2 separate regions of the Homo sapiens genome follow, and region 1 is linked to region 2. A link is a contact called in ENCODE Hi-C or POLR2A ChIA-PET data. All regions are on one chromosome and are shown on one strand. The core of a region is the stretch at or near the end of the contact, and the rest is flanking DNA. Distances in the headings are between cores, read along the strand shown.

The links. Hi-C counts contacts between places; a loop is a spot of excess contacts on that map. ChIA-PET counts read pairs that join two places held with the same protein, here RNA polymerase II (POLR2A). Pooled maps may share reads with other maps.
Region 1: a loop to region 2 is called in a pooled map, with 2.8 times the contacts of the local background. The contact joins two enhancer-like sites. A Hi-C loop is called at or near these places in 2 of 50 pooled maps. POLR2A ChIA-PET finds 5 or more read pairs at or near these places in 5 of 52 experiments (GM10248, OCI-LY7, activated CD8-positive, alpha-beta T cell and 2 more).

Annotation. Positions count from the first base shown.
Region 1 is chr1:212,818,440-212,822,116 of GRCh38, reverse strand. No RefSeq gene overlaps it. Among named protein-coding and RNA genes, the nearest start is that of SPATA45, 27 kb to the left of the region's middle. Within about 2 kb of position 2,321, at least 2 of the 41 ENCODE cell types and tissues checked have a DNase peak (open chromatin) inside an H3K27ac peak, as active enhancers do.
Region 2 is chr1:212,475,639-212,479,104 of GRCh38, reverse strand. No RefSeq gene overlaps it. Among named protein-coding and RNA genes, the nearest start is that of LINC02771, 4.5 kb to the right of the region's middle. Within about 2 kb of position 1,789, at least 3 of the 41 ENCODE cell types and tissues checked have a DNase peak (open chromatin) inside an H3K27ac peak, as active enhancers do.

The DNA of each region.
Region 1 (3,677 bases), core at 1,072-3,571, 340 kb before region 2:
AACATCATGACTGGGCGTGGTGACTCACACCTGTAATCCCAGCACTTTGGGAGGCCGAGGCGGGTGGATCACCTGAGGCCAGGTGTTCGAGACCAGCCTGACCAACCAGACGGAGAAACCCCGTCTCTACTAAAAACACAACGATTAGCTGGGCATGGTGGTGGGCACCTGTAATCCCAACTACTCAGGAGGCTGAGGCAGGAGAATTGCTCGAACCCAGGAGGCGGAGGTCGCAGTGAGCCAAGATCGCACCAGTGCACTCCAGCCTGGGTGACAGAGAAAGACTCTGTCTCAAGAAAAAAAAAAAAGGCAAGCATCAGAAACAAAATTTGGCTAATTTATTATTATTATTTATTTATTTATTTTTTTAACAGAATCTTGCTCTGTCACCCAGGCTGGAGTGCAGTGACACGATCATGGCTCACTGTAGCCTCGACCTCCTGGGCCCAAGCGATCCTTCTACCTCAGCCTCTCAAGTAGCTGGGAACACAGGCATGTACCACCAGGCCTGGTGAGTTTTTAAATGTTTTGTAGAGACCGAGTCTCCCTATGTTGCTCAGGCTGGTCTTGAACTCCTAGGTTCAAGTGATCCTCCCGCCTTGGCCCCCCAAAGTGCTGGGATTATAGGCACAAGCCACTGTGCCCAGCCAAATTTGGCTAATTTAAGCAGAAAAGGAATTTACTGAAGGATATTGAATAGTTCATAAAATTTCCAGGAGGGATGACAAAACAAACTCAAGCCAGTGTACAAGAACCATAGAGACTCCACTGCCACAGACACTGGGCATAGACTGTGTGGCTAACACACTGCCACCTTCTGCAAGCTAGCCTCAGAATATTGCCATTAAAATCCCTGCCACACTACCCACACTTGTAAGCATGGAGTAAGCTCAGTACTGGCTTTTTAAAATCAGTGTCCTGGTTGCAAGAGGGGCTGGAAAGTGATTACTTGGCAGTTTTAACTTCTATAGTGGGAAGCAGGTTTGCTTAATAAGGTGAGGCATTCCCCACACAAAGGGAACTCACATATGGGATGACCAAAAACAAAACAAAACAAAACAAAAACAACAAACCTGTCTAACGTCCATCCATGTGAACCGCAAGATCCCTTCTCCCTCCCTAATACTTCCCTCAGTTATTGCCTGTACACTCAGAGGCCAGCCCCCCAATTCAGAGTTCCTGATTTGCAATACTCTAAGGATGGCCTGTGAAGGATGTCACTTAAGCTCATGTAGATGGCAGACTGGGAGGCATTTGATATTTGGAAAACAGTGCTGGGATGGAAGTCAGGGTATTATAGTTCTAAATGTATCACACATTAGCTGTGAGAATTTATACAATTTAGTTAAATTACTTGAGCCTCAGAAGTAATCCACAGAAAAGTCTTGTACACACATTAGGCTCTTAACACTTTCTGTTCTTACATGCTAGGCAAGGTTCTCAACATGTACAACTTTTTTTTGAGACTGAATCTCGCCTTGTTGCCCAGGCTGGAGTGCAGTGGCACAATCTCAGCTCACTGCAACCTCCACCTCCTGGGTTGAAGTGATTCTCCTCCTTCAGCCTCTTGAGTAGCTGGGACCACAGGTGCATGCCACAAAGACCAGCTAATTTTTGTGTTTTTAGTAGAGGCAGGGTTTCGCCATGTTGGCCAGGCTGCTCTTGAACTCCTGACCTCAAGAGATCCACCTGCCTCAGCCTCCCAAAGTGCTGGGATTACAGGCGTGAGCCACTGTGCCTAGCCTCAATATGTATAACTTAAACTACTAAACTGAGAAATGAGAAGTTATTTGCACCATTTTTAATACCTAAGGCATAAATACTACAGATTTTCATGAATTACAGGAATGCTCACTAAAGAAGTCATCTTTTTTGGAGATATGTGTGTTTCAGAATTAGCCAAAGAGGAAGGGTTTCAGGAGGTCCTATTAGGATATTTTTGCTTAGAGTCCTATGTTTAAACTTGTAGCACTGGTAATCTTTGAATTATCTCATCTCTTTCCATTTTATCTTTTTTACTGACTCTGTAATCATCAGTACTGACGTTGTCATAATTTATAAAGGACAGTGAGATTTGCCTATGCTTGAAAAGCTAAGCTCTAACAAGCATAGAACAGTCTCTGGAAACCCTTTCTAAGTTACTCAGATCCTATAAATGAAATGAAAATTTACATATGCTGCTTTGAAGTATTCTGTCAAAAGCACAAAAGGGCAAGAAAGGGCAAAGGCAAGAAATTAAACTCTGAAGTATGAGTGAAGCTTGACCATGCAAAAACGGGATTCCCCTTCATGTTTAGTTTAGAAGGCGGGCTTGGAGAGGGGAAGGAAATGTGCAACAGCAAAGTACGGAGGGGATTACGACAGGAAAATAGTGAACCAGAGATAAAGAGCAAGCAGCAAGGTGATTAAATGAACTCTTAGTTACAAAATAATGAAAGAAAAGAGCCGATAACAATTCTTTAAAGAATAAGACAATTTCATCTGATTCTTACTCAAATAAAGACAAGAGCTAGAATAAGAGGGCAACCCATCTTTCTGGGACCCCTCTCTCATCCAGACAGCTTTCTTCCTTTTGCTTATTAAACTTCTGCTCTAACCTAAAAAAAAAAAATTAAAAGAAAAAAAAGAAAGAAAGAAAGAAAAGAAAAAAAAGGAGCTAGAATACAAACCATTTCCTTTAGTAAGGAAGGTCACCATATGCTGCGGCAGTGTGGCGAGGGAGGTGGCAGATCTCTTTTTGCCTTTCAGTTGAGGGGAGAGGGTGTTCCTATAGAATGCAGAAAGACTTGTTCCAGGCCAAAAGAGTTTATTCCTATTTTTCAGAATGGTTCAACATTAGGAAATCTCTGGATGGTATTTAGTAGATTTATAAGTTAAAGGAGAAAAATATGTTTCTCAAAAAACTGTGGAAAGGAGGCTGGGCTCGGTGGCTCACACTTGTAATCCCAGCACTTTGGGAGGCTGAGGCAGGTGGATCACCTGAGATCAGGAGTTCAAGACCTGCCTGGTCAACATGGCGAAACCCTATCTCCACTAAAAATACAAAAAATAAGCCGGGCGTGGTGGCGGGTGCCTGTCATCCCAGCTACTCAGGAGGCTGGGGCAAGAGAATCACTTGAACCCAGGAGGTAGAGGTTGCAGTGAGCCGAGATCGTGCCACTGCACTCCAGCCTGGGCTACAGAGTGGGACTCATTTAAAAAAAAAAATGTGGAAAGGTATGTGATATCCAATAGCCATTGCAGATTGAAAGATAAATATTTTTCTCTATTGCAGTCAGTTTAAGACTTACTGCCTCCATTCACTAATTTAAAAATATTTGAGGCTGAGCATGGTGGCTCACACCTGTAATCCCAGCACTTTGGGAGGCCGAGGAGGGCGGATCACGAGGTCAGGAGTTCGAGACCAGCCTGGACAACATGGTGAAACCCCGTCTCTACTAAAAATACAAAAAAATTAGCTGGTTGTGGTGGCGGGCACCTGTAATAGCAGCCACTTGGGAGGCTGAGGCAGGAGAATCGCTTGAACTCGGGAAGCGGAGGTTGCAGTGAGCCGAGATTGCACCACTGCCCTCCAGCCTGGGTGACAGCGTGAGACTCTGTCTCAAAAAAAAAAAAAAAAAAATTGAGAGCATATCATATTGCAGGCCTTGTTTCAGACTATGTAGAAGATGCAAAAA
Region 2 (3,466 bases), core at 540-3,039:
ACTCCCCTCACCCCAACAAAGCAGCAAAAGGACTTCTTGGATACTCAGATGAACTCCTGAGTGCCTTCCAGAATGAGCTCATTCTAGAGAGGAAACCGGTGAATCCCGCAGAGGACATCTGTTGATTTTTGTCTGCTTACATTTGAGTCCTTCCTATGTGGAGGAGTCCTCCAGGGGGTGGTCTCGACAGGAAGCAGACAGTCTTCTAGGGCCCATGTTTGACCCAGGCTCAGCCCGTGGGATGCTCAGGCTGGGGGCTTTGACTCTTGAGGGAGAGACAGGTAATTAGAGACGGTGCACACCTGTAGTCCCAGCTACTCAGAACACTAAGGTGGAAGGATTGCTTGAGTCTGGGAGGTCAAGCCATGGCAGTGGGGTCGAGAGTCCAGCAGTCCATGGTAACTGGTAGCAGAATTCACACAGGCATCCTGACCCCGAGGCTGAGCGGCTGTGACTAGGTTCTTAGCTACCTGGCCTTCAGGGTGTTCCCTGCCCATTTTCCCGAACCTGGTTTGCCAGACACGAATCAATCCTGTAAACCATCCAATATTCTTTCTCATAAGCTCGTTCTTAGCTTGAGTTAGCCAGAGTGAGTTCCTGCCGTTTGCAGCAAGAGCACTCACAGATACAATCTATAGGTTGTCACACTTCACCCCTCTCACTCACTGCCCCACTCCGTGGTGATGTTAAATAAAATTTATAGGAGCCCATTGTTTTGGACTGAGGTCCTACACTAGGCCCCAACAGACCAAGCCAAAATGGAGTCACTCGTGCTAAGTGCTGCATAATCAAACTGAAACTTTATGAAGCAGGAAAATCCCCTAACAGATCATGTTTTCCTAAAAATAGGAGATTTATGGCAACCAATTGGAAAGGGCCCAGTAAACCTGAGCTGGCACGATAAGATAGTCCTCTTTCCTTTAACCCTTATAAGGAAAGCAACCTGACGTTAACTCATCTGCTTTTTTGTGGTATTCTGTTTCCTTGTTCCTGCTCAAGCTACCTTACAATGGATCTGTCGTGCCGAGTGGAACTCCCTCTATTTTGGAAGATATGCTGTCTGATTCCTGGATCACTAATAAAAGCCAAGTAGGGCTAGGCACAGTGGTGCATGCCCGCAGTCCCAGCTACTCAGGAGGCTGAGGCAAGAGGATCACTTAAGCCCAGGAGTTCAAGACTGTAGTGAGCTATGATTGCCCCATTGCACTGCAGCCTGGACAACAGAGTGAGACTTTGTCTCAATTAAAAAAAAAAAAAAGGTTGGGTGTGGTGGCTCATGCCTGTAATTCCAGCACTTTGAGAAGCCAAGGCTGGCAGATCACTTGAGCACAAGACCAGCCTGGGCAACATGGTGTAACCCCTTCTTTTACAAAAGAAATAGCTCAGCTTTATGGTGCGCATCTGTAGTCCCAGCTACTCTGGAGGCTAAGGTGGGAGGATCGCTTGAGCCTGGGAGGTCAAGGCTGCGGTGAGCCGAGATCGCACCACTGCAACTCCAGCCTGGATGACAGGGCAAGACCCTGTCTCAAAAAAAAAAAAAAAAAAAAGGAAAGCCAATTACTTGTTTCACTATGTTGAAATTTTATTTTTTAACAGTGCCCTTGGTTGGCCAGCTCTGCGCATAAAAGTGAAGATGGCGTGGCAGATGCCAAGAGACCCACAAAGGGGCTGTGCAGATTCCGGGAGTGAGATGTGGCGGTGTCTGGAAGGACAGAGCAAGAAGAGCAGGTCTGGGGTTTCCCAGGCCAGATGCTTGTCTACCCTCTACTGCTCTCTAGTGGCCAGAGTCCAGAAGCCGGGCAAGCCTTTCAGCTTTCCTCCTCAGAATAATGTCAGAGCAAGTGGGAGCACAGAGGAGAAGCTCCCGGCTCTACAGGTCAGAGGACACAGTGCTTCCACTGAGCGTCATAAGTCTTTATAATGGGGCCAGACCAGCTGGCAGGGCTGTGACAGGCAAGGTGCAGGGAATGACATGGGCAAAACCATGGAGACTTGAGATTATATTGCACCGTCAGAGAATGCAAATTATTTGGTAGGACCAGAAGCTAGGGTGTGAAGAGGGTGGTGAAGAATGGGCCTGAGACCAGTGGAACAGAACAGAAGCCTCAGAAATAACACCACACATCTACAACCGTCTGATCTTTAACAAACCTGAAAAATAAAAAAGAAATGGGGAAAGGATTCCCTATTTAATAAATGGTGCTGGGAAAACTGGCTAATCATATGTACAAAGCTGAAACTGGATCCTTTCCTTACACCTTACACAAAAATTAATTCAAGATGGATTAAAGACTTAAATGTAAGGCCTAAAACCATAAAAACCCTAGAAGAAAACCTAGGCAATACCATTCAGGATATAGGCATGGGCAAGGATTTCATGACTAAAACACCAAAAGCAATGGCAACAAAAGCCAAAATAGACAAATGGGATCTAATTAAACTAAAGAGCTTCTGCACAGCAAAAGAAACTACCATCTGAGTGAACAGGCAACCTACAGAATGGGAGAAAATTTTTGCAATCTACCCATCTGACAATGGGCTAATATCCAGAATCTACAAAGAACTTAAACAAATTTATGAGAAAAAAAAAACCCCATCAAAAAGTGGGCAAAGGATATGGAACAGATACGTCTCAAAAGAAGACATTTATGTGGCCAACACGCAGGAAAAAATGCTCATCATCACTGGTCATTAGAGAAATGCAAATCAAAACCACAATGAGATACCATCTCACGCCAGTTAGTATGGCGATCATTAAAAAGTCAGGAAACAACAGATGAGATGCTGGAGAGGATGTGGAGAAATAGGAATGCTTTTACACTGTTGGTGTAAATCAGTTCAACCATTGTGGAAGACAGTGTGGCAATTCCTCAAGGATCTAGAACTTGAAAGACCATTTGACCCAGCAATCTCATTACTGGGTATATACCCAAAGGATTATAAATCATGCTACTATAAAGACACATGCACACGTATGTTTATTGTGGCACTATTCACAATAGCAAAGACTTGGAGCCAACCCAAATGTCCATCAATGATAGACTGGTTAAAGAAAATGTGGCACATATACACCATGGAATACTATGCAGCCATGAAAAAGAATGAGTTCATGTCCTTTGCAGGGACATGGATGAAGCTGGAAACCATCATTCTCAGCAAACTATCACAAGGACAGAAAACCAAACACCGCATGTTCTCACTCATAGGTGGGAACTCAACAATGAGAACACTTGGACACAGGGCGGGGGAACATCACACACCAGGGCCTGTCAGGGGGTTGGGGGCTGGGGGAGGGATAGCATTAGGAGATATACCGAATGTAAATGACAAGTTGATGGGTGCAGCAAACCAATATGGTACATGTATACCTATGTAGCAAACCTGCACGTTGTGCACATGTACCTTAGAACTTAAAGTATAATAAAAAATAAATAAATAAAAAAGAAGAAGAGTGGGTTTGAGAGAT